Linked DNA regions of Homo sapiens: regions 1 and 3 are each linked to region 2. Evidence: read pairs that join two places in POLR2A ChIA-PET (ENCODE). Cell type or tissue: GM12878. All regions are shown on one strand. Links, peaks and the distances in the headings refer to the core of each region. The heading gives the core; the rest is flanking DNA.

What was found. Peaks named below come from ENCODE experiments on the same cell type or tissue, not always from the same donor. Only the 100,000 strongest peaks of a DNase experiment are listed, where the experiment ranks them.
Region 1: POLR2A ChIA-PET joins it to region 2 with 16 read pairs; 2 of 35 experiments call an interaction of 5 or more read pairs at or near these places.
Region 3: POLR2A ChIA-PET joins it to region 2 with 12 read pairs; 2 of 35 experiments call an interaction of 5 or more read pairs at or near these places.

Annotation. Positions count from the first base shown.
Region 1 is chr13:80,433,958-80,444,245 of GRCh38, reverse strand. No RefSeq gene overlaps it. Among named protein-coding and RNA genes, the nearest start is that of SPRY2, 98 kb to the right of the region's middle. In GM12878, for the core only: no CTCF peak of the experiment used is centred there; no DNase peak of the experiment used is centred there.
Region 2 is chr13:80,381,091-80,391,378 of GRCh38, reverse strand. No RefSeq gene overlaps it. Among named protein-coding and RNA genes, the nearest start is that of SPRY2, 45 kb to the right of the region's middle. In GM12878, for the core only: no CTCF peak of the experiment used is centred there; a DNase peak (open chromatin) is centred at 5,228.
Region 3 is chr13:80,451,521-80,461,808 of GRCh38, reverse strand. No RefSeq gene overlaps it. Among named protein-coding and RNA genes, the nearest start is that of SPRY2, 120 kb to the right of the region's middle. RefSeq lists an enhancer at 5,155-5,324. In GM12878, for the core only: no CTCF peak of the experiment used is centred there; a DNase peak (open chromatin) is centred at 7,348.

The DNA of each region.
Region 1 (10,288 bases), core at 1,204-9,203, 53 kb before region 2:
GGGGTGATATCCTTCAAATAAGAATCATCCTGCTGCTCTAGAAGAGCATGCTTCTACGTTACTTTACCATTTTCTAGCACATGAGGCATCCTCAGGTACACAAGAAGACTACTAAACTTCTGTGCATCCCAAAAAAGAAAAAAGTTTGCAAGGTGATGGTAAAATCTTCTTCTTTACCTGGCTTTGCCTTTTTACCTGGCAAGGGAAGGAGGGCAGTGCTCCCTGATAATTTTTTTATCAAAATCTCAGCTCAGAAATTTGTCAGATGGTCAGTCTGACTTACAAGAGGTGTAATCTCTAGTGTTTTTCCCCCTCATTAAAATTTGTAAAGAAGTCAAGGGAGAAGGAGTTTGGAATGGAAATTGAGAGTCGACCTACAATATCAGTTACAACTAGGGTGAAGATGAATAAGAATTCCTCACTGCTTCTAAGATCCTAGAAAAAACAAGCACAGAGAAATGTTAAGAGGCTCATAAGAAAGGCAAATCCACCTCAAAGATTCACATGATTATTCAGGATATCACTGATAATATTAAAATATCAGTAATATCAACTGAAATGAGAGATTTTTCCCACTGAAATTATTTGAAAAGCTCCCAATATTTATATGTTATCTACCCAATTATTGATAAATATGTACGTGTGTGTATTGGTGTTTGTATGTGTGTGTGTATGAAAAGAGAGAAGGAGGAGAAAAAGAAGAAAGGAGGAGGAGGAAGAAAAGAGGAAGAGAAGGGGGAGGAAGAAGTTATCACTCCAAGGTAGAATTTTTTTTTTAACTTAGTGACAAGAGAAACCTGGACTGTATTTTAAATATTTTCAAAAGTATTACGAAATAAGAACATGAAACTGGGCTGTATTCCATATAAAAAGTTAATCTGGGTAACATGAAAGAATTAATGGATAATGATTTTACATAAATAAGCACATTGGCTCTCACCTACAGCAGACTTGATCACACATTTTTTGGTTAAGTAACTTCATTTAAAAAAATAAGACAAAAGCAAGCATAAGCCAACTAAAATTAGTAGATGGAAGGAAGTAGTAAAGATCAGAGCAGAAATAGATGAAATAGAGATGCAAAGGCAATATAAAAGATTGATAAAATGAAAAGTTTTTTGAAAAGAAATAAAATTGATAAACCACTAGCTAGACTAATAAAAAAGGGATGAGAGAGAAAAGAAGACCCAAATAAACAAAATTGGGAAAGAAAAAGAAAATGTTATAACTGATACCACAAAAATACAAAAGATCAGAGACAAAAACAACTATATACTTGAAAAACTGGAAAATCCAAAGGAAATGTGTAAATTTTTGGACACATACAACCTACCAAGATTGATTCAGAAAGAAATAGAAAGCATGAACAGACCAATAATGAGCAATGAGATTGAATCAGCAATAGAAATTTCCTAACAAAGAATAGCCCAGTCCAGTTTACACACTGCCAAATTCTACTAAACTTACAAAGAAGAACTAACACCAATTATCTTCAAACTATTTCAAAAGATTGAAGCAGAAGGAATTCTTTCTAACTCATTCTATGATGACAGCATTACTTCAAAACCAAAACTTGACAAGGATGCAAAAGAAGAAAGTTACAGGTCAATGTCACTGAGGAACATAGATCCAAAAATCCTTACAATACTAGCAAATCCAATCCAATGGTGCATCAAAAAGATAACACACCATGGTCAAGTGGGATTTATCTCAGGGATGTAGAGATGGTTCAGTATACACAAATCAATAAATGTGATACATCATATCAACAGAATGAAGAACAAAAATCATATGATCATCTCAATACACACAGAAGAAACATTTGATAAAATTCAACCACCCTTCATAAAAATTCTCAACAGGCTAGGCATAGAAGGAAAACATGTCCACATAATAAAGGCTATATATGACTAATGTAATGTTATCATAATACTGAACAGGGAAATGTTGAAAGCCTTTCTTCTAAGAGCTGGAACACAACAAAGCTGCCCAATTTTACCAGATCTGTTCAACATAGTACTGAAAGTCCTAGCCAGAACAATAGGCAAGACAAATACATAAAAAGCATACAAATTGGAAAAGAGGAAGTAAAATTGTCCCCCTTTGCAGATGATGTAATCTTCTATCTAGAGAAACCTAGAGACTCCACCTAAAGACTCTAAGATCTGAAAGCTAAATTCAGTAAAGTTGTAGGATACAAAATCAACATACAAAATGCAGTAGCATTTTCTATACACCAATAATGAACTAAGAAAGAAACCAAGAAGGCAATCTCATTTACAGTAGCTACAAATAAAGTAAAATACTAGGAATAAATTTCACTAAAGTGAAAGACCACTAAAAAGAAAACTACAAAACACTGATGAAAGAAATTGAAGAGGACACAAACAAATGGAAAGATATTCTATGCTTATGGATCAGAATACTGTTACAATTATCATATTGCTCAAAGCAATCTACAGATTCAATTTAATCGTTATCAAAATATTAATGTCATTTTTCACAGAAATAGAAAAAACTATCCTAAAATTCATATGGAACCAACAAAGACCCCAAATACCCAAAGCAATCCTAAGCAAAAAGAACAAAACTGGAGGCATCATACTGCCTTACTTCAAAATATATTAGAAAGCTATAGTAATCAAAACACCAGGGTACCAGCACAAAAACAGACACATGGACCAATGCAACAGAATAGAGAATCCAGAAATAAATCCACATATTTACAGACAATTGATTTTGACAAAGGTCTCAAGAACATACATTGGAGAAAGGATATTCTTGTCCAGAAATGATGCTGCGAAAATTGGATATTTGTAGGCAGAGGAAAGAAACTGGACCCCTATCTCTTTCCACATACAAAAATCAGCCCAAAATAGGTTAAAGACTTAAATGTAAGACCTGAAACTATATAACTACCAGAAGGAAGCTTAGGGAAAACACTTTAAGAATTAGTCTAGGCAAAGGTTTCATGTATATGACTTCAAAAGAACAGGCAACAATAAAAAAATAGACAAATGATACTAAATTAAACTAAAACCTTCCTGCACAGCAAAGAAAACAATGAACACAGTGAAGAGACAACCTGTTGAATAGAGACAAATATTTGTAAACTATTTATCTGAGAAGCCACTAGTGTCTAGAATATACAAGGAACTCAACTCAACAGGAAAACCAACAAATAATCCCAGTAGACAATTCTCAAAAGATGACATACAAACAGCCAACAAGTATATGAAAAAATGCTTAAACTAATGATCAGAGAACTTAAAATCAAAACCACAATGTGACATCATCTCAGCCCAGCTAGGATGGCTATTATCAAAAAAACAAAAAATAACAGATGCTGGTGAGGATGTGAAAAAAAGCGGGGAACTCTTAAACACTTTGGTGGGAATGTAAATTACTATCATTATGGAAAATGGTGTGGAGATTTCTCAAAAAACTAAAAATAGAACTACCACATGATCCAGCAATCCCACTAGTGGGTATTTATCCAAAGGGAAAAAAGTCAATATATCAAAAAGATACCTGTACCCCCACATTTGTTGCAGCACTATTCATAATAGCAAAGATATAGAATCTAATGTAATGATGATCACAATTTAGCCTTGGTACTTATACAGTGTGTATTTGGTCTTAAATTCAGTGTACTGAAATTAAGCATTCATGCTGGATCTTTTCAAGCTGTGTTTTGGAAGAGTCAGTGAGATATGTATGAATAAATGGATGCTGCAGTGGTTATGCTTTTTTAGTTAACAAGTTGGATTTTATTTAATAAGAGCAGTTATGTGATTATTATTGTTGTTGTCACTGCAAGTATAGGAAGTAAAGTTGGCATTTATTAATATTTAAATATATGTATATATTGCTTTATGTCATTGCATCAAATACATAATTGATTGTAGGAAGCCCCATTTTCCTATATACCACTAAGAAAAATGCTTCCAATTAAACTATGACAGAATGCTTTATCACTTACAGTGATTATACTTGTTAGAAGAGTTATTTTAGACTTCTTTAGATAGATTTTTATTGTATATTACTTTTGTGTATACGTAAAATGAATATAGTAGCAAAATAAATGAGTAAAGGCATTTCCAAAGTTCTTTGCATTTAAAGCCTGCTCTTCTAAATCAAAGTTTGATTGAGCATCACCAGTGTCTATGACTTTCCACACACAACTCTCCTTTGCAAAATCAATGTCGGTGTCATGCACTTTCCTTAAAAGAATACTCCCCCACGGTCTGGAGAATTTTCTTCCATGACCCGGTTCCTCATACCATAAATATTCGTGTTGACTTTCTGAATCTCACACTAAAGTTCCAAAGGAGAGTTTTCAGACTAATTTCATGCAGGTAATTACAACTGTTTCATTACTGCAACCTAGCAGACAGCAATTTGTAAGTTGTTTTCCATCATTAGAAGAATCCTGACTTCAAAGAGCTTAAAATGTAAAAAAAAAAAAAAAAAAAAAAGTGCATCTGAGAGTGCATGAAATATGAAAAATATATTTTCTTATTTGGTACAATTATATTTAAGAAGTACATCAAAATTGGCCCCAAAGTGATTTTTTATAGCTACCTAATGCCTAAAAATAAACAGATATAATGGAAATATTGAATGTTATTTTGTAAAAATAATCCTCTGCTTGAAGGAGTTCCAAGTTTTTCAGTTCATGAAAAAGTTTCATGTTTCAATTGAGACATATTTCAAATGTCAAATAATAATGGTACACCCACATGACTGCAAGCATTACAAATAAAAGAACAAATTTGCTCACCATATATGTTGCCAGTAACTATTTGTCCCAGAAGTAAAAAGTTAGGTATGCCCACATACTGTAAAAAGCACATTTATTTCCAAATGTTTATATTGGATTTTAATTTCAATCAATGTTATGTTCATTCTTGAAAAATATTTTAACACAAAATAAGCAGCACATCTACAAGCACTTCCCAATAATGGAAATAGTTTAATTGTGATTACGTTTTTACCCAAGAATTAGCATTTTTAAACTTCTATTTACTACATTTAATAGACAATCTTCTGATCAAGCTATTTTTTTTTTTTTTTTTTTTTTTTGAGACGAAGTCTCACTTGGCCGCCCAGGCTGGAGTGCAGTGGCGTGATCTCGGCTCACTGCAAGCTCCGCCTCCCGGGTTCAGGCCATTCTCCTGTCTCAGTGTCCCAAGTAGCTGGGACCACAGACACCCGCTACCATGCCCGGCTAATTTTTTTGTATTCTTAGTAGAGACGGGGTTTCACCGTGTTAGCCAGGATGGTCTCAATCTCCCCATCTTGTGATCCACCTACCTCAGCCTCCCAAAGTACTGGGATTACAGGCGTGAGCCACTGCACCCAGCCAGATCAAGCGATTTCTAAAACTATACTCTTAGGTCACTCAAGCATACCTCTAAATGCTAATACATAGAATTTATTTAGTATTTATTTTTGTACACCTCCTTGACATATATTATAAATATCAGGGTTGACAATGCCCACATTCTGTATTTGTAAATAAAGTTTTATTGGAATACAACCACACACATTCATTTACATATGGCTGCTTTTCTATTTCAAGACCAGACTTGAATAGGTGCAGTAGAGACTATATGCCTGGCAAAACCAAAAATATTACCCGACCATTTATAGAAAAAAATTGACAACCCCTGCTCTGGAGCAAGGTGACAGTTTTATGCACCCCTTTCTCTGCTGAACACTATGGCTAACCTGGCCTTCAAGCCAATTTGTTTTACACTTCAATAATGAGAAAAATTAGATTGTATTTAATAGTACTGCAGGTACTACTTTCCCATCGAGTAAACTTAGAAAAAAAAGTTTTAAATGTTTCTTTAGAGTACAAGGGAAGCATAACCTCAGTCGAATTATACAATTTTTCTTGTGCTCATATATCAAATCAAGGACTACAAACACCATTTCCTTTTCAGCTGACTACCTCCTGCCTTCCAATATTACAAGTAAAATCTACTTGGTATATTCAGTCATACCATATTTTCAGAGAAGAATCCCAACACATTTCTAAATATCAAATACTATTTTTGAGGGGATAACCTAAGGAACAGTGAGAAATTTCTAATGATTCTTATTTTTGTTTGCTCTGTCCTCCTTTCCTTGTTCTGGATACATGTCCCGAGCCCTTGGCATCAAAGTCAGGGATGGGTTTGCAACCTAGGCTGGGCCAGTTATGTCTCATCTCAGTGTCCAAAGTGGCAGATTCAAGAGAAGGGACATATCTTCAAGCCAGGCAAATCATAGTACTGTCCTGGGTCATCTGGAATTTGAGAAGAGTTTCAAATTTTCAAATCTTTGATCTCAGAGCTGTAATTGAGGCTAAATATTTCATTAGCCACATTTCTAGCTATGGTTCCAGATGGCCCCAGGAGGTCGAGCCAAAGCAGCAGCAGTGATGAGAAGGGAAGGAAAAAGTTCTGATGAGGACCTAGATCGCTGATTTGAGATATTCCTAAAGACAGCTCTACTCCTGCCCTTCCTGGTTTAGATAGAAAAGCCAAAACCATTGTTCTTTTCCTTCAACTAGCTTAAGCTATGTCACTTGCAACCAAGCCCCCTGACTAATAGGACCAGATAATCTTCAGTGCAGGCAGCAGGCAGCATCAACTTCATGAATGTGATACCTTTACTTCTTAAAGGCAGTAATGGCAACAAAATCTAAGAGTGTATTACAGTTTTCTTGTAGAAAGTTTCCCTCCCTTTTACTTCTAGTGGTTTCAGAAACAAAAACAGTTTGCAAAAAAGAAAAAGCATTAGCTCACCATTCTTAGCCCAAGCAGTAATTTAATCTGCCATGTGCTCTTCAAAGCAGATTAACTCTAATCACACAGACTTCCTCTCCATTTAATTATTCTATCTTTCTGTTTGTACTTCACTTCTCATAAAACTTTTATATCTGAAAATTTTAAAATTTATGTAAGATCGACTGTAAGCATTTAGCTCATGTATCAAATTCATTACATCCTGTTAGATATAAGACTAGAAACCTTCTTCAGTGTTGAGTAAGGCAGAACTGTAAAGTGAGGCAAAAGGTAATATAAATAAGAACCAAACTTTTTTAAACTTGGCTGATCCTCTCCTGCTGTGTGCAGCTAATGTTTTGCCTCTGAGAATAGGACTTACTAGCAACCCTGAAGTAAAGACAGGATATTTTTCAACAAGAACTTCTGCTTTGCCAAACATCCCAGTTTGTCTCCAAGGTCTTGAAAAGAAAGAATGAAGAACGGAAACCATAAAGTATGCAGTACAGCTATCATCTAATTACTGAATGAATGGTACAGTTGTTTTGTCTGATTGCGCTGAGCTAGTTATCCACTGCTAGCTTCATTGACAAAAAGGGAACCTACACAAATTATAGGGAAATTCAAGCACTTAAGGAATGTTTTGGTTCAGAGGTTTGCAATGACTATTGGCTTTGGTTTTTGGCAAAAGCTGTCTTTGCCGTATGAACTCAGCTGTGCTGGGTCAGCCTAAAGTGTTCCCAAAAGCCTAGAAGAGGACAGACTTCCGTGTCATCTGTATCCCATCAATAAATTAAAGTGATGTTCTCCAGCTCATGTTTGTTTCTTGGCAGGCTAATCTACAATCAGAAGAAGAAAAGCCTTTCATTTGTGGACTCCAGCTAGAGGAAGGAAGCTTTTGTATGTGGATTCACTGGAGACCAAAATATTAAAAAGTGGAAGAGGAAAACCATATGTTGCAGTTCTCATAAGCAGGCAGCTCAAAGTTCTGGTTAAAGAAATGCTTGAGTTCATTTTACAGAAAAGTAAATATTTTATCATGAGAACAGGGTATACTAATAATATTGATACCTCTGTTACAAACATTGACATTTTAAGTTGTATTCTGTTTTCTCTAATTTTTTAAATCAGGAAAACCTAAGAATTAGATATTTCAAAGAAACACAAAATGACCAAACATTTTAGCATAATTCTTCAAAATGTAACTTAAGAAGGAAAGAAGAGATCCAACAGAATAAAGATAGAAGATAATTTTTATAAGCTTATGATTCCTTCTCTTCTATGAGTCACAGCAAAGTTAGCTGATATTTTATAGTTGCAGCAATTGAATGCAGGTTATAATAGAAGTGGGGAAAATCACTAATAATTATCTGCATCCTATTTCATAGTCAATTCAATAACGTAATGTTAAGATAGTCTCCTTATCTCTTTTGGTTGACAAAGGGTTATCCTTGCCTTCGTATTACTTGTGAATAAGCCTAGTGATGAGAACAAGATTAGTGTGGTCCTCTTCCAACTTCCTATAGGAGAGAATGCAAGAAGATCTTCCCATTCTTTTTAACCTGACCACATTTGTGTTTGATTTCCTTTCTATGTCTTTGAAGCAGCCAAACAAATAAAGCCTGCTTTAATACATGTATCCTTTAAAGAATATGGCTTCCAGCTCAAAGTTTCAGTATGTGAAACCAAAAGTATCTAAGACAGGTCTCAATCAATTTAGAAAGTTTATTTTGCCAAGGTTAAGGTGACAACCATGACACAATCTCAGGAGATCCTGATGACATGTGCCCAAGGTGGATGGGTCACAACTTGGTTTTATACATTTTAGGGAGACATGAGACATCAGTCAAATACATTTAAGATGTACATTGGTTCGGTCCAGAAAGTCAGAACAATTCAAAGCAGGTGCTTCCAGGTTATAGGTAGATTTAAAAATTTTCTGATTGGCAATTTGGTTGAAAGAGTTGCCATCAATATAAAGAAATGTCTGGGATATGACAAGAGGTTGTGGAGACCAAAGTTTTATCAGGCAAATGAAGCCTCCAGGTAGCAGGCTTCAGAGAGAATAGATTATACATGTTTCTTTTCAGACTTAAGGTCTGTCTTGATATTAAATGATGGTCAGCTTTCCTTAAATTCCAAAGGAGAGGAGAGCATAATGAGGCATGTCTAACCCCTACTTTCTGTCATGGCCTGAACTAGTCTTTCAGGTTAACTTTGGAGTGCCCTGGCCAAGACAATGGAGTCCATTCACATGGTTGGGAGGCCTTAGAATTTTATTTTTCATTTGCAAGTACTTTGTAACCTTATGTACCAGTAGTTCATCTCATTACAGAATAGAATTGATTTTTTCCTTTTATGGTGGGGTCACATAAAACAAGCATTAGATCAAGTGTATGACTGGTAGGAGCACGTGATGAAATAGTTGATAGAGTAGGTACTGATGGGGTTCAGAACATGCCATCCCAAATATGATGGTAGGAGGCCAGAGTATACACCCCTAAAATACGCCTATTTGGATGAGTTCTTGTCCTTTGCAGGGACAAGGATGAAGCTGGAAATCATTCTCAGCAAACTAACACAGGAACAGAAAACCAAACACCACGTGTTCTCACTCATAAGTGGGAGCTGAACGATGAGAATGCATAGACACAGGGAGGAGAACATCACACACTGGGGCCTGTCGGGGTGGGGGTAGGGGGTAAGGGGAGGGATAGCATTAGGAGAAATACCTAATGTAGATGACAGGTTGATGGGTGCAGCAAACCACCATGGCATGTGTATACCTATGTAACAAACCTGCATGTTCTGCACATGTATCTCATAACTTAAAGTATATAAAAATAAAAAATATATGCCTCTTTGGCATATTGATTACTTTAAGCTGGTTATTCTCACAAACTGCAGATACAGAAGCTCAGGAAAGTTACCCTTTTGTAAGAGAAATCTGTATCTATAAGGGAAATCTTCATTTGTAAGTGTGTCTCCTCTGCACCAGAAAGAAAAGGATGACTAAATCCCTACAGACTCTTAATCAAATAGAGAAACCTTACATTTGTTTAAGGTGCTTTTCTTGGCCATCTCATCTGAATTGGGCTTTTTTCTTCACCCTTCCATAATGTGTCTCCATTATTTCCCAGGATACCCCAAACCTCTATTCCTCTCTGTAGCTCAGATTGATATATAAGCCTCAATCATCTAGCTTGAGTCTCATATGCATACTCTCATGCATATGTACGTAATTAAAATTGTTTTTCTCTTGTTAATCTGCCTTATGTCAATTTAATTTACAGACAAGCTAATGAACCTGGAAGAGAAGGAAGAGATTGTTTTTTTTTTTTCAAGAATACATTGGACAGAAATGTAAATATGGCTTTGATTATTCATGAGATAACTGAATGTGCACTTACCTTTAATGGAAAGAGGATTAACCCCACAAGTCAGGATTTTCTTTCGTGTCCTAGCCTTACTGAATGGTGAACAGGACAGTCTATGGAGCCAGACTCCTGTGA
Region 2 (10,288 bases), core at 1,556-9,555:
TCCTAGCTACTCAGGAGGCTGAGGAAGGAGAATCGCTTGAACCTGGTAGGCGGAGGTTGCAGTGAGTCGAGATCGCGCTACTGCACTCCAGCCTGGAGACAGAGCAAGACTCCATCTCAAAGAAAAAAAAAACCTACAATATGAAGCTGCTAATGTGTTAGTGTAAAGATAAACAAGTATATTAAAAGAACAGAATAGGAAATTCAGAAATAGATCCACCCTTATATTGACAACTGATTTTTGACAATCAGAAGTGCAAAGACAATTTAATGTAAAAAGGATAGTCTTTATAATAAATAATGCTAGAATTGGATATTCATATGCAAAAATATGAATTTCACTTGCAATATGAAATTAACTCAAAGTGGATAATTTACCTAAATATGAAATCTACAACTATGAAACTTCTATAAAAATATATAATAAAAATCTTTGTGACCCTGGATTAGGCAAAGGTTTAGCTATGACACCAAAAGCATAATTTATTAAGGAAAAAATTGATGAACTTCATCAAAATCAAAATCTACTTTTTAAAAGATGCTGTTAAAAGAATAAATAATTCACAGGCTACAGGAAAATATTGGCAAGGTATATTTCTATTAAAGAACTTGTATCTAGAATACAAAAAAAAACTCTTAAAACTCAATAATAAGAAAGCAATCCGATAAAGAAATGAACAAAAGATTTGAACACACTCCTCACCCACAAAGATATACACATGACCAATAAGCACATGAAAAGACATCCAATAGTCATTAGAGAAATGAAAATTCAAACCACAAAGAGACACCACCATACACCTATTCAATTGACTAAAATTAAGTAGGCAGACAATACTAAGTGTTGACAAGGATGTGGAACAATTGAAACTCTCATACAAGGCTAGTGGGAATATAAAATTATACATCACTTTGAAAATCAGTTGGACTGTTTCTTAAATGTAAATCATACACTAAAGCTGTCTGAAAAACTGACAAGCAAAAAATGGAAGAGAATTTATTCTCTCACATAATTGCAAAATCTAGATCAATTACACTTCAGGCACTTCTGAATCCAGGTGCTCAGGATTCAAGTTACTGTTTCTATCTCTTGCTTTGTTTTCCTCTGAGATAACTTCAGTCTTATACAGTTTCTCTCTATATGATGAATTCCAGCAGTGCTTGGTTTACATTCTACCAGCTTAGCAACTCCAGCAAAAAGAGCTTCTCTTTTCCAATGGTTCTAGAGAATATCCTGGAATTGGTCTCATTAGTCTGGCTTACTTTGTATGCATATTTCTTAGCCAGGGGAATACAAATTCCTTAGCCAAGGGAATACAAATTCCTTAGCCAGGGGAATAAAAAGCCCTGGTTTGCTAGGATTCAGTTAAATATACCCCCACATTCCAAAGAAGCATCAACCCACTCAATCCATATGAACTGACTCAGGTGATAGAAAAAAGTTCCCTCAAAGTTAAAGTGCTATTATCATAAGATGGGGCAATGGTTGTTGTGCAACATTAATTACTGAACAAAATTTTCTCAACCAGTGACTGATTGGGAAATATCTTTTCTGGTCAGAAGTATCAATGCTATGTGGCACTGGCATTGATTGTTTGTTCTACCCTCTCTTCTTGGGAGGGCTCAATACACTCAAAAATGAAAAGTATTTGTTATTCTCTGGCCACTACAACTGTTGATCTGTGATCATGTTACCTTTTTTTTTTAATCTGTCAGAACAAGTTATTCAGAGCCTCCGATGGATGCTCCTTCCATGGACACCTTGCAAGTGTACCAAGCACACTGCATTGACTTAATTATGAAAAGCAAGTAGAGAAGTTTTCTATGACTACCAACCCAGACATCTCTCCTTCTCTGTTGCACTGACCTTCAGGGACAGGGCTTCTTTTGAATCTTTTGGGTCCTTTGCAATTCTTCCCTCACTTTAGTAATTTTTATCAGAAATAGAACAGAGAGAGAAAATAGGCAAGAGTGTGGAAAGCTGTAGTATTTTCATAACCATAAAAGGCTATCTGGTGGAAGGTCTTCTGACTCTTTGCCTGCTTTCTATTGCTAAACTGCACAACATTTATTAAAACATCCCAAAAGCCAAATAGACTGGTTGCTGGCACAAAGTTAATTTAAAGAGCTGAGGTAGAAAGATTACAGAACTGGAGAGCAATGAGAGCCACTTTCTGAGGAAAATTGAACAACCAGGAAAATAGTGGAGGTTTCATAACTCTGCTTAAAGCCATGCAAATGAATGGGGCTTATTAAATATTTCTGGCACACAGTCCTTTTGAATTGTGCCATATAAAAAGCAGCATTAGCAATGACTTACTAATATAAAAATCTATATGAGAGATATTAGCAAGAACTTACTAATCATTAGAGTTAGAAGCTGCTATGTTGAGGCTGCTATATGGTTATATTAACAACTGCCTATTCTATTTCACAGAAGTCATTTCTATTTGATTTCTTAAAGTCTGCTTTAGGTAAAAAAAAAGTTCAAGATTTTCACGTACATGTTCATTGTTTTCTAAGTCATCTCTTAATGGGCTAGATTTGATTATTTCATTCAAAGAAATCCTAGACCGCTCTGCCTGACTTTCAACAAAGGGTTCAAGTAGCAACACGCGGGAGTTAGTTGGTGACCTTCCAGTTAACCTCTACTGGGCTCTCTCTGTGGCACTGCTTGATGAGGACCATGGATATTTGCTGACTCTCAGGTAACAGGTTATCCAGCTGCTGTTTTAAGCCTGATCGTTCCACTAGTTCATCCTATAAAAAAATTCAGGGGCCGTCAGCAGGTGGATTTAAGTATTGCAATGAGTTTAACAGGTTTGAAAACACATTCTTTAGCTTGTGCATTATTACCTCTTACTCGAATTCTTTTTTTGCTTTATAGAAAAACCTCATTTCAATAAAATTATGACAGACAATTTTGCCTCTATCCAGGAAGAAAACTGGACTACCTTGAATTTCATAAAGATTTTATATATTCTATATGTGCAGTTGGCATTTTTATGTCCTTTTTAGCAGTTTAGAAAAAGCTCCACCAATATTCTCAAGTCCACCTAGCTAGTAAGTGAAAGAACAGAAACTTGGACTCAGGTATTCTGAGCAAGTCCATCCACCAAGCTTTCCTCCTTTACTCAAAAAATAATAACGACCACTACATTTGCATAACACTTGGAAATACCGACAGCATTTCACTTGCATGATCTCATTTGATCTTAAAAGTGTAGTAAGTGTGCAGTAAGCAGGATAAGGTATTGAGGCTCCATTTTACAGATGTGGAAACCAAGACCCTAGGCAATGATAGTGGGAGGGTTAAATGATTTACCTAAGATCAAACAACTTTCAAGTGGCAAAGTCAAATCTAGAAGCCAGGAACTAGAACTCTGCATTCACATCATAGTCTAGCTCTACAACAATAGCTTATTCATTGTTTTTCATTCAAATTCTTCCTCAGTTTATCTAATTAAATTTTTGATAAACAGATTTTCCTCCATGAGGAAAAAAACTGAACTACTTTGGATTTTATGAGGATTTCAGAATACTTTTATAGGGAAAAAGCTTCTGTTGTACAGCTGCTTTTGACAAAATCCAGAATAATAAATTCTGCAGTGATTGTGGCTGTGGTGATGATGATAATGATGATGATAAAAAATAAATGTCAATTATTTCCAATGTGTTGTTAATTCAGCTTTAGCTTTTCAATGACGAAAATTCATATCCACCTTGTTTATAATGTTAGCGTATTTTTTTTATTTTTAAGAGAATTAATGATTTTATTGTGAGCATTATGGATTAACATTTGAGAGGTTTCTTTTAACCATCTATTAAGTTTTTACTTTAAAAATTATTCAGAAAAAAATTATAATAAAATACTTTGTAAGCATAGAAAGGGTCATTCAACATGTATACACTCATTTCATTTTTGACATGGAGAGTAAATAAAAGTTATTTTTAAATGGATTGTTAAATATTGTGTCAGAACAGTTGCTACTTAATTTCTCACTATAATGAAAAAAATATTGTGTACTTTGGTTCTAAGCAGTATAACATAGAAATCTAAACATTCTTGAAAGATGCCTGATTCAGTAGGAAGAGAGCAGATAGATTGTCTGCATTGAACAATAATACAACTGTGATTTAGAGATTTAAAAAATTCTCTGCAAATGTTAACATTAGTCAATATGAAGGCATTCACAGAAAGATAATGAGGAGATTACATTCCTTCTTTTTTAGAAAGTAAGCTTCTTGTAAAAATGAATTTTATTTCTACTGAAAAGGGTTGTGTGTGTGTGTGTGTGTAAATGGTAACACTTTGCCAACTACTGGGTGCAATTCATGTGTATAGCATCTTTAAAATTATTACCCCATTAGAGAGTTAAAATTATATCAATTATTTGGTTTCATTTAGCCTTTAGTGTTTGATTACTAGACAATAGAGCTTCATGGATAATAAAAATGAAATTTCCAATAAAAAATTAAAAAAACCTCTAGCTGTGCCAAAGTTCTGAGGGTTTCAAGTTATACAACAAAGCCACTGGCTTTCAAACAGTGCCACAACTCCAGCACCTTGTGCCAGATATTACATTTACTCAGGGTCATTTGGACAAAAGTAATGAAAAATATTAAAGCAATGTTTACATAGCAGATATGCAATAGCAATCATGTTATGTACATTGGTGATAAGAGTAAGAATTGGATTGTTTGGGAGAAAAGTGACATTTTCTCTTAAGTAGTGGAAAATTACCAGTATGCAGTATGTTGGCATTTTCTACTTAACTTTATTCCTTTATTTTTTTTTCATGCAGCTCCACTGTAAACCATTATGATAGTTATCATAATACATATGCACACATACAAATACATATAATCAGAAATGTTTTCTAGAAGTGATCTGAAAGCCAAAGAAATATGGTGATAAACTATAAATTATACCTTATTCAGTCTATTTCTATGATGAGATAAAAGGGCAAAGTGTGTGAGCAGTAATTATGCACAGAAAATGCTTATTAGGTGCCCTCAAATGGCAGACCACTATCCAGTCTTACTCTTCCTGGTCTTACTCTAACAAATTGTATAGGATTCTAATTGCAAGTGAGTATTGCTCAGTTCATCTTAACAATATATCATAAGCCTGAGCTCCACCAATAGGTTCAAGCTGAGAGATGTCTTGTGGCCCCACATGTGGTTTCCTTTGAAAACCACTGAGCTATAGCTGCCCCTGAAACACCTCTATGTTTGCTTCATCTTAGTGATAGCTTTTCTTTATTAGTTTATTCAGCAACCATGTAGTTGGGTCCTTGATTTCCCATCCAACACATCTTTTTGTCCCCTTCTTTAGCTCCTGACACCTTATTTCTTATTCCCAAACTGAGTATCATTTCCCCATATAAAGGGCTCTACGTAATTATTAGTCCCCAGTCCAACCCACAAAAGCCTAAGTAATCCATGGTATACCTAAAAGTTGTATTTCAACTACTCTCAAGTATACTCGGAGTTTTCTTTCCCTTGGGAAAATACTGAATTCTCACTAGAGGAGCAAGCAAAGGACGTCTTCCCAAGATTCTAACAGAAACCTTTACCTACTCCTTGAACAGAGAGAAATGGAACTAACCTTACTGCCTTCATTGTTGCCACAGTCATTTTACACAGATTATGTCACCAAATTTTACACAGATTATCTCATTTTCTCGAAGATATTACACAGATTTTACAAATGGGGAAACTGAGTGCCAGAGAGCACAAAGCAAAAAATGGAGTAAGTGATCAAGTCGGGATTTACACCGGTAGCAGTCTAACTTCAGAGTTTGTGCTCCATCCTGCCTTTCAAAAGAAAATCCCGCGGTCCAAGTCTATTACTGCTTGGGTGTTCTAAGTGAGGAACAAAGAAAAATTAGTCCCTTAGAGAAAGAATCCTATTCCCCAAAATCCACATGTTGAAGCCCTAACCTCTTGTACGTCAGTACACAGTATGTTGGAGTTTTATACTTTATGTTACATAAAAAAGACTTCAGAATATGACTGCATTTGGTGATATGGTCTTCAAAGGGGTAATTAAGTTAAAATGAGGCCATCAGGAGAGGGACCTTAGAAAAAAAACCACCTTGATCTTGGACTTCCAGGCTCCACAATTGTAAGAAATAAATTTCTGTTATTTAAGTCACCCAATCTGTGGTATTTTGCCATGACAGCCCTAGCAAACTAACCACAGTTCTCATGGTAAACACCACTGGATCTCCTACCCATTCACGTGGGATGAGTTATCTTGAGGCCATTGTTGGGCTCAAGGCTCATTAATGCAATTCCTTTTCTCCCCTAGGCTTGAGGTATGATTTCTATAGAGCTTTTTATATTAACCAAATCAGGATAACTTATATTAAATCTTCAAGTATTTTCTTTAGGCACAGGAGACCATATCAATGCGCAGGACTAGAAATAGGGATACAAAATAAACAGGAGAGAGATGTCTACAGCATGCCTGATGTCTTTGGCACACTCTTGGTCTGTGAGCCAAGCATCACAGGGCTTAGCTTAGCACACCCCAAGGCTTAGTGCTAAGCTAAGACTTCGGGTGCTACAATAAGGACAGGCATTGGAGCTGAGTTCCTAAGCATGTGAAAAAATTGAACATACTTTATTAGTCTAATACTTTATAGTACAGCATAGTAGTTAAGAATGCAAACAGGAGATACACTGCCTGGCCTTAAATCTGGGATCCTTCACTTAGTAAGTGGGACATTCAGCAAGTTATTTAAACTTTCTGCACCTCAATTTTTTACGTCTTAAATAGAAGGGTTGTTATGAGGATTAACTCAGTTAATGCATTTAAAGAGTTCCAATACCTCTAGCACATAGTAAAGGCTCAATATATTTTAATATTATTGCTTTTGGTACAGAGGCACAACATTTTCAGGTTTGTTTCCTTTTTTTTAATTACGTATCCACCTATATGAACAGAGCAGAATTCGTATTTTTGTGACATCTGATTCCATTAAATGAATATAGATATAGAGCTATTTCTGCTATCAAAAGATTTGGTGTATTCAAAAAGTTTCTATAAATGGTGATTGTTTTATTCAGAAACTAGGTGTTTAGCTTTCCAATATATTGTCAATCTGTCATTCATTTAACAGTCATTCATTATGCATTTACTACATGCTAGGCAATGCTATAGGCAATGTAAACGCAAGAGAGGATAGCACAAGTCCTGTTCTTGGAGTTTGAATTGCGTAGTCTAATGGAAGAAATAGATATGAAAACAAATAATTATAAATATGCATCTAATACATTTAACCAACACTTAGCAGATTTTCAGTATTTACTAAATGAATGAATGAGTGCTTGAATAAAGTCATATAATGGGAGAAAAAAAAATCAGCAGAAGAAAAGAAACATTTAGAGGGAGCAAATAACTCAGCCTAAAGAATTAAGCAACACTTCACAGAGAATGTAATATTTGAATTAATTTTTTTTTTTTTTGAGACGGAGTCTCGCTCTGTTGCCCAGGCTGGAGTGCAGTGACATGATCTCAGCTCACTGCAAGCTCCGCCTCCTGGGTTCACGCCATTCTCCTGCCTCAACCTCCCGAGCAGCTGGGACTACAGGCGCCCGCCACCATGCCCGGCTAATTTTTTTTTATTTTTATTTTTTAGTAGAGACAGGGTTTCACCGTGTTAGCCAGGATGGTCTTGATCTCCTGACCTTGTGATCCACCCACCTCAGCCTCCCAAAGTGCTGGGATTACAGGTGTGAGCCACCGCGCCCAGCCTTGAATTAATCTTAAAGTGTATCCATTAAAAAGTATTATTAAATAAGAAATTTCTTTTTCCTTTTTTGAGACAAGGTCTTGCTCTGTCACCTAGGCTAGAGTTCAGTGGCATGATCACAGATCACTCCATCCTTGACTTCCTGGGCTCAAGTGATCCTCCCACCTCAGCCTATCAGGTAGCTGGAACTGCAGGCATTGTACCAACATTCCTGGCTAATTTTTTATTTTTAGTTTTTGTGGAGATGGAGTCTCACTACGTTGCTCAGGTTGGTTTCCAACTCCTGAGCTCAAGTGATCCTCCCACCTAGTCCTCCCAGAGTACTGGGATTACAGGCATGAGCCACTGTACCCAGCCTAAATTAGCAATTTCAACATGCAGAAAGAGGAAATCTTTACAAAAGCATTAATTCCTCATTGGAAACCCTCTGAACAAATGAAAAAATTTCAATTCTTTTATATATATATATATATTTAAAATCAGTGATGTAGTAGAATCTGCTTGTCTCTGCCCTCAGCATATATTTGATGGATATGTCAACATTTTAGAAAAACTCTTTGTTTTAGCTCTGCATCATCTTTATCACCAGACTTGCTGCCCTTTGTCAGAATGAGGTGGGTCTGAGGCTCAGCGATGCACAACGTGACCAACACCACAACCAGGATAGGAACCACCATGCCCAGGTCTCCCCTTTACCCACAGTGTCCTATGGTGGCTGGTGTGCTGCTGGATTCAGCTCAGGACTGACTTTGGAACCACCTGAGAAGCGGCCAGAATCTATTGCCACATAGACAGTGCCCTATGCACAGCTGTCAATTCAACAAAGAGCCACTTAGTTTAAGTATGGCAGATCCAAGATGAATGGATGGCATCCTGTTTGGACAGCTGCTGCATTAAGGCCTGTGGATGAAAGAAAATATGACATCTACTACAAAAGATATCATTTGGGAAGAAATTTCTGAGAACTGCTTTCTGCTAGGACTTCAAACCATGTAATATGCAGCTCCAAACACAGTAATCACTGTGTAACTATAAACCTTGATGATCCAATGCTTAGAAATGCCCTGGTTATTATAATGGGCTTTGAAATATAATGCAGCATGGCCAATATCCCACAATGTTCCATGCACAATTATGTATCAACCTTGTTTTTATGGATGGAAACCTATTAGAGAAAATAAGGGGGGGCCGGGTATGGTGGCTCACGCCTGTAATCCCAGCACTTTGGGAGGCTGAGGTGGGCAGATCATCTGAGGTCGGGAGTTTGAGACCAGCCTGGCCAACATGGTGAAACTAAATACACAATTAAATTGTCCCATAAGGCTATTTCATATTCTTTTTTTTCTCCACTCTACTAAAAATACAAAAATTAGCTAGGCATGGTGGTGGGCGCCTGTAATCCCAGCTACTCAGGAGGCTGAGGCAGGAGAATTGCTTGAACCCAGGAGGCGGAGGTTGCAGTGAGCTGAGATGGTGCCACTGTACTCCAGCCCGGGTGACAGAGCTAGACTCTGTCTCAAAAAAAAAAAAAAAAGAAAAGAAAGAAAAGAAAAGAAGGGAAAAAACAATGTGTTTTTCTGATGGAATTAAAGTAGGGGGCATCACTTGGTAGATCCAAATTACCCCTAAAGAATGGCCCCAAACTGAGACAAGGAAATCCTGGGAGGCCTCATAGTACACTCAAACTAAATTACATCTGCGTGTGATTGCTCATCTAAGCCTAGTATGAGGGATCCAACATTTCTGGATGCAAAACGTATTCTAAGTGCACTGGTGTTATTAGTGCACGATAGTAACTAATAGTTTAATGGTGGCTTAAACAACACTGGCCCACAAGACAGAAACGGGCTACAGGGTAGATAGATGCCAAGCTAGGTATACTAAGATGAGTTGTGTTTGCTCTTTAATGAGGAGTAGCATTCAAAGGAAAAAGATGTATTAACTAGAAGAGAAGGAATGCTCTTTTGGGAAGAAGGCAAAGGGGATCAGCCTGGGAAGATAATGAGGCATTAGCAAAGTGGGTTAGGCAGACTCAATAAATAACACTGGACACTGCTAAAATCCAATGTTGGAAATGGGTCTGTGCTGGAACCCAACGTAGCCTCATGACTAATTCAAATGAAAACTGAAGTGGGCATGAGGCGATGGCCTTCTATTCTAGCTGCTGAGGTTCCAGGGGCACACCTGTGTGAGTCCTATGGCTCCCCAAACATGTGGAAGTTCTCTGGGGACACTTGTAATTTACACAAATAGGACTGTTCTCACATCTGTAACTGGTTGATATTAAAATATATCCCACGAGACAGTTAATAAGGATAGGAGGTCTTGTAAATATTACTGTGTCCTCCCCATAGGTGTGAGGTGGGCCCTGCTGTGTAATAACACACAATGGAACTCAGCCTCAGTACAAACCTGAGAGATAAGATGGGCTGACTGGCTTTGTTCCCAATTAATTTACAGAAATAACTGTCCTGTCTAATTGTACTGACATTTGCCCTTGTGTGAGCAAGAGTAGATTCTGTGGGA
Region 3 (10,288 bases), core at 978-8,977, 71 kb before region 2:
ATTTTATGCTTAGGTTTGGCAAAGTATGGACAGCCATGTAGAAATAGGATTTCACAGAGAGGGTATGACCTAATGCTAATAGACCAAGTGGGGAAATTCAGCAAGGCCTGTGTGTCTAGATCCTTCTTGGCCTCTCTGAGCATGTATTCCCTCCTTCAGAGTATGGGGCAGGATTATCTCTGGAATGGGGGTCTTATGATGTACACTCCAAACAAGGTAGGTCAGACAATTATTTATGGTAAGTTTTTACACAGAAAGGCAGAGGGAAAATTAGAGAAATATTTTTATGTTTTATAACTAACTTCGGGGAGAAAGAGTTTTGATTTCTATGCCCTGCTTTGGGGAAGAGGGATTCTAGTTTCTATAGCTAGCCTCCAGGGAGAATGGGACTGAGAGACAGGAAGGCAGAAGGAGGTCCGAGAAAAACTTGCCTCTGAGGCTGCTGCTGAGGTCTTCCTTTTGAAATACTGTTTTCTGAGCCCCAGAAGGAAAAAAAAAAAAAAAAAAAAGAAAGAAAGAAATGAAGCAAATTGAAATAGGATGTGGAGTAACTTGGGCATTTCCTTTTTCAGACAGATGATATTATACTATCTTGTATGTAGATGAGAATAATCTTGTAGATAAGAAAAACTAGGCCAGGTGCAGTGGCTCACGCCTGTAATCCCAACACTTTGGGAGGCTGAGGCAGATCGCCTGATGTCAGGAGTTCAAGACCAGCCTGACCAACACGAAGAAACTCCATCTCTGCTAAAAATACAAAATTAGCCAGGCATGGTGGCACATGCCTGTAATCCCAGCTACTCAGGAGGCTGAGGCAGGAGAATCGCTTGAACCCAGGAGGTGGAGATTGTGATGAGTCAAGATCACGCCATTGCACTCCAGCCTGGGCAACAAGAGTGAAACTCGAAAAAAAAAAAAAAAGAAAAGAAAAGAAAAGAAAAGAAAAACTAATCATGCAGGAAGAAGAGAGAGCAGTAGAAATAATATCTGAGAACTGAACTTCATTCCCCTTTGCCCAAAGACATCATTTTTGTCCTTGTCTCATTTCTGAAGATTGTGTTTTTTTAATTCACTAAGAAATTCAAAATAATACCATCCAAACTTGCCATCTTGCTTTCAGTTGGCCTTTTCCAAATGTGAACAGTTATAAATCTTGTGTACAATCAGATACGATCAATACATAACCCAGCTTATATCTAAGCATATGTTAAGCATGACGATATTTTCTATTACATTTCATTGAGAAGAAATGCTGTTTGTGACAACTTCATTGATTCATGATCTGCTAAAATGTGATTAAAAAACAGTAGTCTCGGATCTGGCCATGGAAAGTGGGTGGCTGAGCTGGAGTGAAGAATAAGATCTTTGGAAATGAGGAGGTTCAGAATTTGAGTGACCAGAGTAATGGAAATACACTCAACAGAAGCATACTGAAGATACCAAGAATTTGGTAAGATTCACGTTCACGAGAGGAGCAATAAACCAAGTGCTAATCCTTTAAGAATTGACGTCTGACATGGTCCAAATGTCTCTGAATGTCTGCCACAAGGAGGCATGAGAGGGGACTGAACCTTTATGTTTGAGCTTCATTGGAGTTGGGTATTATTACTTTGTGTACCTTCCCTGGGTGATCTCAACATCTCCTACCACTTTAATGATCAACTGTATGTTAGTGTCTCACATAGACACATCTCCAGTAATGCTCTGTCCTCTGAGCACCAAATCATATAGCCACCTACTTACCTAACACCTTCACAAGCCCAGAAATTACATACATATAAAACTAAGAGTCTCTCATTTCTTAATTGCTTGAGGAAGAAAAGTCAACCCCAATCTTCATATCCCTGTACCTGTCAGGTCACACGTCTATAGATTGAATCACTATTAATTCTAGTTCCTAGATCCCTCTCAGATCTGCCCATTTCTCCAGACTCTTCTGTCACAACTCTACTTTAGGAGAACATCATTTCTTGCCTGGGTCTCTGCAGCAGCTTCCTGATAATTACTTCTGCCTTATTTCTTCTTGGTTTCTATGCAGAAAAATGATTAGAGGGAAAATGACTGAAAGAAAAGACCACCTATTGGACATTTCATTTTATTATTATTGTTTTAATTGCCCAATTTTTCAGTATTTCCAACTTAAAAGAAAATGGCCTGTTGTGCAGAGCTTGGAGAAGGCAGGCTGTACTTTCCATCAAAGTAATTGAAAGAGAACAGATTTTTTTCCTTCCCCATCCTCTAGTACCTAAGGCATGAGCATACAATTTAGGTTCAGACAATTTGATACAAGTACTCAGGACTTTGAATCTGGAGTAGTAAATAAGGTGAAAGAACATTTAGCTGTTTCACTCACCAATAACACCGTCCAGAGGGTGAAGTGTCAGCAGAGCCACAGGTGGGAATGGGATATTTTTCAGCAGTGCCGGTGCTAGTGGTGGTGTCCTAAGCAGATGGTTCTGATGAATCACAATGGCTGTGGCCCCAGCTAACCAGACTTCATTGGTTCTGTCACAGCTTATGAGTCTCGCTGTCCAACTATCTTGTTGATTCTATAAGTATTCCCAAACCTGGTGAAACATTCTCTTCTGCTTGAGCTAACCAAAATCATGTTCTATTGCTTACAATGCAAATTCTGATTGACATAGACCAGTTAAGAAGTTATAGTAATTTAGAATAAAGAGAATAGTGACCTGAATTAAAACAAGGGCAGCATGATAGAAAAAGGAAAGCAGGATTGAAAAATAGTCAGGAGTTAAAATTCACAAAAATGTATTGGATATTGGGATAAAGAGAAGAAAGTCTCAGTTGATGGTTTTTGCCTGGGTAAAGTGGTTGTCAGTAGTTCTAAACACAATAAAGATAGGAAAATAATAATAATGAAGAAGTTGGGCAGATGGCAGGGGTGAAGGAGATGTGGTGGTGGGACTAATTACTATTTTATAAAAGCTGAGTCTGAGATTTTAAGATAATGCTATGGGAGACAGATGGATGAATCTGTGGGAAATGTCAAGGATAAAGATAGAGAATTTAAGTCATCAGGAACTGAAATCATGAAAGGAAATGAGATCACTCTGGAAGGGTTCACAGCATGAGAACAGTGGGTCGAGGATACACATCTGAAAAATACCGTAATTTAAGAGATGAGCTTAGGAAGAGAGGCCTAGAAAATAAATCACATCATTCTGGACCACAGTTTTTTCTTGAGGAGATGGTTTGAATTCAATTGCTCCACATAATTTCCTTGGACATGTAGTGCTACTTAAAAATCATTTCTTGTCTTTGGAAGCTTTTTTGTGAGCAACAATTTCAAATAATTATTATCTGCTTATGTTTCTAATCAAAGATCTAAGTCCCACATTCTTTTCGGGAGACCTCTGTCTTCCAGGTTTGAAGAATAGCAAATCCCTCTGCATTTTAGGCAATATCTAAAATATGAAGAGACTTGCCTATCACTAATACTTCCATATAGATCTCTAAGTACAGAGTTTCTCTACTTTCTCCCTGGGACAACCCTGAGTTTATGGGTTCCAAAGAAGCAGAGCCCTGCTTTAGCCATTCAGTTAGGATCTGCTTGACCCACAAGAGATTTACCAGTTACTCCTCAGGTTTTTTTTTTTTTCTTAATTTTATTTGTAATTGACATGTAATAATTGTACATATTTGTGGGGTATGAAGTAAACCTTTGACAAAGTATACAATGTGTTATGATCCAATTTTAGCATAATTAGCATATCATTTCAAATTGTTTCTTTGTGTATGTTGGGAAAATTAAAAATCCTCTGTTCCAGATATTTAAAACTACCCACTAAATTATTCTAGCTTTACTCACCTGACAGTGCTATATAACACTACAACTTATTTCTCCTATCAATTGTGATTTTCTATCCACTAATCAACCTCTCTGTATCCTCTCTCCCTCCCTTCCCAGCCTCAAATAGCCACAATTCCACTCTCTACTTCTATCAGTTCAACTTTGTTAACATCTACCTATGAATGAGAACATGCCTGAGAGTATTTCTCTCTCTTGCCTGACTTAACATAATGTCCTCCAGGCTCATCCATGTTGTCACAAATGATAGAATTCCTTTCTTTTTTTATGGCTGAATAATATTCCAATGTCTTTGTGTGTGTGTGTGTGCATATATATATATATATATATATATCACATTTTCTTCCATCTATTCACCTGTTGATAGGCACTTAGGTTGACTCCATATCTTGGCTACTATGAAAGTGCAGCAATAACATGGGGGTGCAGATAGCTCTTCAATAAGCTGATTTTCTATCTTTTGGATAAATACCCAGTAGTGGGGTTGCTGGATCATATTGTACTTCTATTTTCAGTTTTTTGAGGAAACAACATACTGTTTTCCATAATGGCTGTACTAATTTACATTCCAACCAACAATGTATGAGAGTCCTCTTTTTTTCTACATCTTCAACAGCATTTTTCATGTTTTTGTCTTTTTGATAATAGCCACTCTAACTGGGGTGAGATGATATCTCATTGTGGTTTGATTTTCATTTCTCTGGTGATTAGTAATGTTGAGCATTTCTTCATATACCTGCTGGCCATTTGTATCTCTTCTTTTGAAAAATGTCTATTCAGATCCTTTGCCCATTTTTAAATAGGATTATTCTTATTATTGTTGTAGAGCTGTTTAAGCCCCTTGTATATTCTGGATGTTATCAGATATATAGATTGCAAATATTTCCTCCCATTTTACGCATTGTATCTTCACTGTTTTTTCCTTTGTTAAGAAGCTTTTTAGTTTAAAACAGTCTTATTTGTCTTTGGCTACTTTTGTTTTTGTTGCCTGTGCTTTTGGTCTTACTCATATTTTTTTTTTTTTTTTTTTTTGCGACAAAGTCTCGCTCTTGTCCCCCAGGCTGAAGTGCAATGGCATGATCTCCACTCACTGAAACCTCCCAGGTTCAAGTGATTCTCCTGCCTCAGCCTCCTGAGTAGCTGGGATTACAGGCGCCTGCCACCACGCCTGGCTAATTTTTGTATTTTTAATAGAGACGGGGTTTCACCATGTTGGCCAGGCTGGTCTCAAACTCCTGACCTCAGGTGATCTGCCCACCTCGGCCTCCCAAAGTGCTGGTATTACAGGTGTGAGTCACCATGCCCAGCTAAATCTTTACTCAGAATAAGGTCGTGAAGAATTTCTTCTATGTTTTCTTCCAGTAGTTTTCTTTGCGGGGGGTGGGGAAGGGGGTTGAGATGGGATCTCACTCTGTCACCCAGGCTGAAGTACAGTGGTGTAAACATAGCTCACTGTAGTCTTGAATTCCTAGACTCAAGCAATCCTCCCACCTCAGCCTCCTGAATAGCTATGACTACAAATGTGCACCACCACACCCAGCTAATTAAAAAAAAAAAAATTGTAGAGATGGGGTCTTGCTATGTTGACCAGGTTGGTCTCAATCTCTTGGCCTCAAACAGTCTTCCCACCTTGGCCTTTCAAAGTGCTGGGATGACAAGCATGAGCCTCTGTGCTCAGCTCTTCTAATAGTTTTATAGTTTCAGGTCTTACATTTAAGTCTTTCATCCATATTGAGTTCATTTTTGTATGTGGTGACAGACAGAGGTCAAGTTTCATTCTTATGTGTATGAATATCCAGTTTTCCTAGCAGCATTTATTGAAGAGGCTGTGCTTTCCCCCATAAATGTTCTTGGTTCTTTTGTCAAAGATCAGTTGGCTGTAAATACCAGATTTGTTTCTGAGCTCTCTATTCTGTTTCATTGGTCTATGTGTCTGTTCTTATGCTACTACCATGCTATTTTGATTTCTATAGCTTTGTAAGTATATTTTGAAGTCAGGTAGTGTGATGCCTCTAGCTTTGCTCTTTCTGCTTGGGATTGCTTTAGCTATCCAGGGTATTTTCTGGTTTCATGTGAATTTTAGGACTTTTTCTATTTCCGTGAAAAATGTCTTTGATATATTGATAGAAATTGCACTGAATCTGTAGATCCTTTAAATAGAATGGTTATTTTAACAATATTAATTCTTATAATCCATAAACATAAAATGTCTTTCCAATTTTTGTGTTGTCTTAGATTTCTTGTATCAGTATTTAGTAGTATTTTTTGTAGAAGTCTTCTACTTCCTTGGTGAAATTTATTCCAAGTTATCTATTTTTCTGGTAGCTATCGTAAATGAGATGGATTTTTTAAATCTAGCTCATTGTTACTGTACAGAAATACTGATTTTTTTTTTTTGAGATGGAATGTGGCTCTGTAACCCAGGCTGGAGTGCATTGGCACCATCCCAGCTCACTGCAGTCTCTGCCTCCCGGGTTCAAGCGATTCTCCTGCCTCCGCCTCCCAAGTAGCTGGGATTTACAGGCACCTGCTGCTGTGCTGGGCTAATTTTTGTATTTTTAGTAGAGACGAGGTTTCGCCATGTTGGCCAGGCTGGTCTCAAACTCCTGACCTCAGGTGATCCACCCGCCTCGGCCTCCCAAAGTACTGGGATTACAAGTGTAAGCCACCGTGCCCAGCCAAAACACTACTGATTTTTGTATGTTGATTTTGTGACCTGCAACTTTGCTGAATTTGTTTGCCATTTCTAAGAGGGTTGTTTTTTTTTTTTTCCAGTTTTATAATGTGTTGTTCTTTTTAAGTTCAGGGGTACATGTGCAGGATGTGCAGTTTTGTTACATAGGTAAACATGTGTCATGGAGGTTTGTTGTAATTTCATAACCCAGGTATTAAACCTAGTATCCATTAGTTCTTTTTCCTGACCGTCTCTCTCCTCCCACCCTCCACACTTCAATGGCCCCAGTGTGTGTTGTTCCCCTCTATGCATTGGTGTGTTCTCATTATTTAGCTCCCACTTATAAGTGAGAACATGCAGTATTTGGTTTTCTGTTCCCACATTAGTTTTCTAAGGATAATGGCCTCCAGCTCCATTCATGTCCCTGCAAAGGACATAATCTTTTTCTGGCTGCATAGTAATCCATGTTGCATATGTACACATTTTCTTTATCCAGTCTATCATTGATGGGTATTTAGGTTGATTCCATGTCTTTGCTATTGTAAATAGTGCTGCAGTGAACATACGTGTTCATGTGTCTTCATAATAGAACAATTTACATTCCTTCAGTTACATACCTACTAATAGGATTGCTGGGTCAAATGGTCTGTCTTTAGGTCTTTGAAGTATTGCCACACTGTCTTCCACAATGGGTGAACTAATTTACACTCCCACCAACAGTGTATAAAAGTGTTCCTTTTGCTCCACAGCCTTGCCAGCACCTGTTATCTTTTGACTTTTTAAAAACAGCCATCCTGACTAGTGTGAGATGGTATGTCATTGTGGTTTGTGGTTTGGATTTCCATTTCTCTAACCGTATTTTGATGAAGTTTTTAGGCTTTTCTATATATAACATTACATCATCTGAAAAAAGGAACAATTTGACTTCCTCTTTTTTCAATTTGAATGTCCTTTATTTCTTTCTGTTGCCTAATTGCTCTGGCTAGGATTTCCAGTACTATGTGAAATAAGAGTGGTGAAAGTGGCCATCTTTGTCTCATTCCAGTTCTTGGAAGACAAGTTTTCAGCTTTTCTTTGTTCAATATGGTGTGGTCTTGTTATATTTTGCCTTTTTGTGTTAAGGTATGTTCTTTCTGTATAATTTTTAAGAGTTTTCATCATGAAGGGATGTTGAATTTTATGAAATGCTTTTCTGAAATGTTTTTCTGCATCTATTGAGGTGATCATATGGTTTTTGTCCTTTATTCTGTTGATGTGATGCATCTTATTTATTGATTTGCACATGTCAAAACATCCTTGCATTCCTAGTAAAACTCCCACTTGATTGTGATATATAATCTTTTTGATGTGCTATTGGATTTGGTGTGGGAGTATTTTGTTGAGGATTTTTGCATCCGTGTTTATCAGTGATACTGGCTTGGCTTTACGGTTTCTTTTGTTGTTGCTGGTTTTTGTTGTTTTATGCTTTTGGTATCAGAGTAATGCTGGCCTGATAGAATGAGCTAGGAAGAATTTCTTCCTCTTCAATGTTTTGGAATAGTTTAAGAATTATTGTTAATACTTTTTAATGAGTTTGGTAGTATTCATCAAGGAAGCTATCCAGTGCTGAGCTTTTCTTTGTTGAAAGAACTTCTATTACTGGTTCAATCATATTACTTGTTATTGGTTGTTCAGGTTTTCTATTTCTTTGTGACTCAATCTTGGTAGGTTGTATGTGTCCCGAAATTTATTCATTTACTCTAGGTTTTCCAATTTTTCAGTGTATAGTTGTTCATAATAGATTCTCATGATCCTTTCTATTTCTGTGGTATCAGCTGTAATACCTCCTTTATTATTTCTGATTTTATTTGGGTATTCTTTTTTATTCTTAGTTTAGCTAATGGTTTGTTGGGATATTGTTTTTTCTTTTCATTTTGCTCATCTTTTTATGTTTTTAGTTTGTTTTGGTTAGTTCTGCTCTGATCTTTATTTCTTTCCTTCTAGTAATTGGGGTTTGGTTTGTTCTTTTCTTCTTGAGGTACATCATTAGGTTGGCTATTTGAAATCTTTCTACATTTATGATGTAGGTGTTTATTGCTATACACTTCCCTCTTAACACCACTTTTGCCATATTCCCTAGGTTTGGGGATGTTGTGTTGCTATTTTCCTTTGTTTCAAGACTTTTTATTTTCTTATTTTCATTGGCTTGTCATTCAGAAGCATGTTGTTTAATTTCCATAGATTTACACAGTTTTCAGTGTTCCTCTTGTCATTGGTTTCTAGTTTTATTCCACTGTGGTCTGAATACATAGAATAGGTACTTGATATAGTTTTGATTTTTTAAAAGTTGTTGAGACTAGTTTTGTGGCCTAACATGTGGTCTATCCTGGAGAATGTTTATGGTGATAAGAAGAATGTGTATTCTGGAAGGAGCAGAGTCACTGGCAGTGACAGAGGCAAGCCCCAGGTAAACCAATCCTCAGGCCACTGCGGTGGTATATTTGTGTGCCAGGTGACTCCACTGCTGGAGAAAGCACGATTGTTGGTAGCAGTAATGGATCCTGGGCAGGCTGGTCCTCAAGTCCCTGGGGAACATGCACAGGTACACAGCTGCTCTGCCACTAGAGAAGGTGGGGCCACCAGTGACAATGGTAGGCCCTGGGCAGGCCAGTTCCATGACCCATGGGGAACACATGTGGGTGTGTGGCTGCTCCACTTCTGAAAATGATGAGGTTGCTGGCAGCAGCAATCCCCAAATAGGTTGCTCCTCATACCCCTGAGGGGCACATGTGGGTATATAGCTGCTCTACCACTGGAGGGAGTAGGGTTACCTGTGGTGATAGTGGTGGCAAGCCACAGGCTAGCTGGTCCTCAGGCCTCTGAGGTGCATGTGAGCACAGAGGTGCTCTGCCACTGAAGAGGGCAGGGCTGCTAAGGAGGCAGCAAGTCTCAAGCAAGCTGGTTTTTAGGCCCCAGAAGGATGCCGGCTCCACTGTGGGTATGGGTAGTGTTACTTTTGGTGGTGGTGGGCCCCAGGCAAATTGCTCTCAGGTTCTAGACAGCAATGCATGTCAGTTCCCTTGGTCCTGGGGGCAGCCTCCCTACATTATTGGACCACCTGTTCCCCAGGGTACAGGATACCACACGGGTTCAGGTACCAGGATGATGGCTGCACAGTTGGGTCCAGCTGGTGTTGCAATGTTGCAGCCTCTAGATGAATGTGACAGGATGTTGGTAGGGCCCCAGGGATGTGGCAATTAGGAGCTATTGGGTCCCAGAGCAGGATGCACTCTGTTGATCACCCAACTCTCAAAAAGACAAAATGCTCTGGTGGCCTGGGTCCCAGAGGGTGGAGGGTAACACTGTAAATTCCCTCTCTTGACTAAGGCAGTCATGTGGACTCCAGACAACTCCTATACTTGGCTCATGGCCTGCAAGGTCCGTGGGGCTCTCCTATTGCTAGGGCAGAAGGCATCTGTGGTGGGAATGTGGAATGTTCTTTGCTTACCTTTCCCCTGTAGTGGGGAGGTCCATCTTAGCTCCAAGTTGATCTTGGCTGGGTACTTCGCTTTTTTTTCTATGCTGCTATCTCAAGTCTCTGTGCCTCTGGGTGTCTTTGTCACTACTTTGCTTAATTCCAGTGTGTTCCTCTAGACACTATTTGACATGTGGTTATCTGTTATTTTGGTATTTCTTTGTGGAGGAGTAAACTGCTGAGTGTCTCTAGTCACCCAACTTGATCTATAACCTAGTTACTCCCTGGTCTTTTGATATTTTTTATCTTCATTGCCTTGTATCAATGAAAT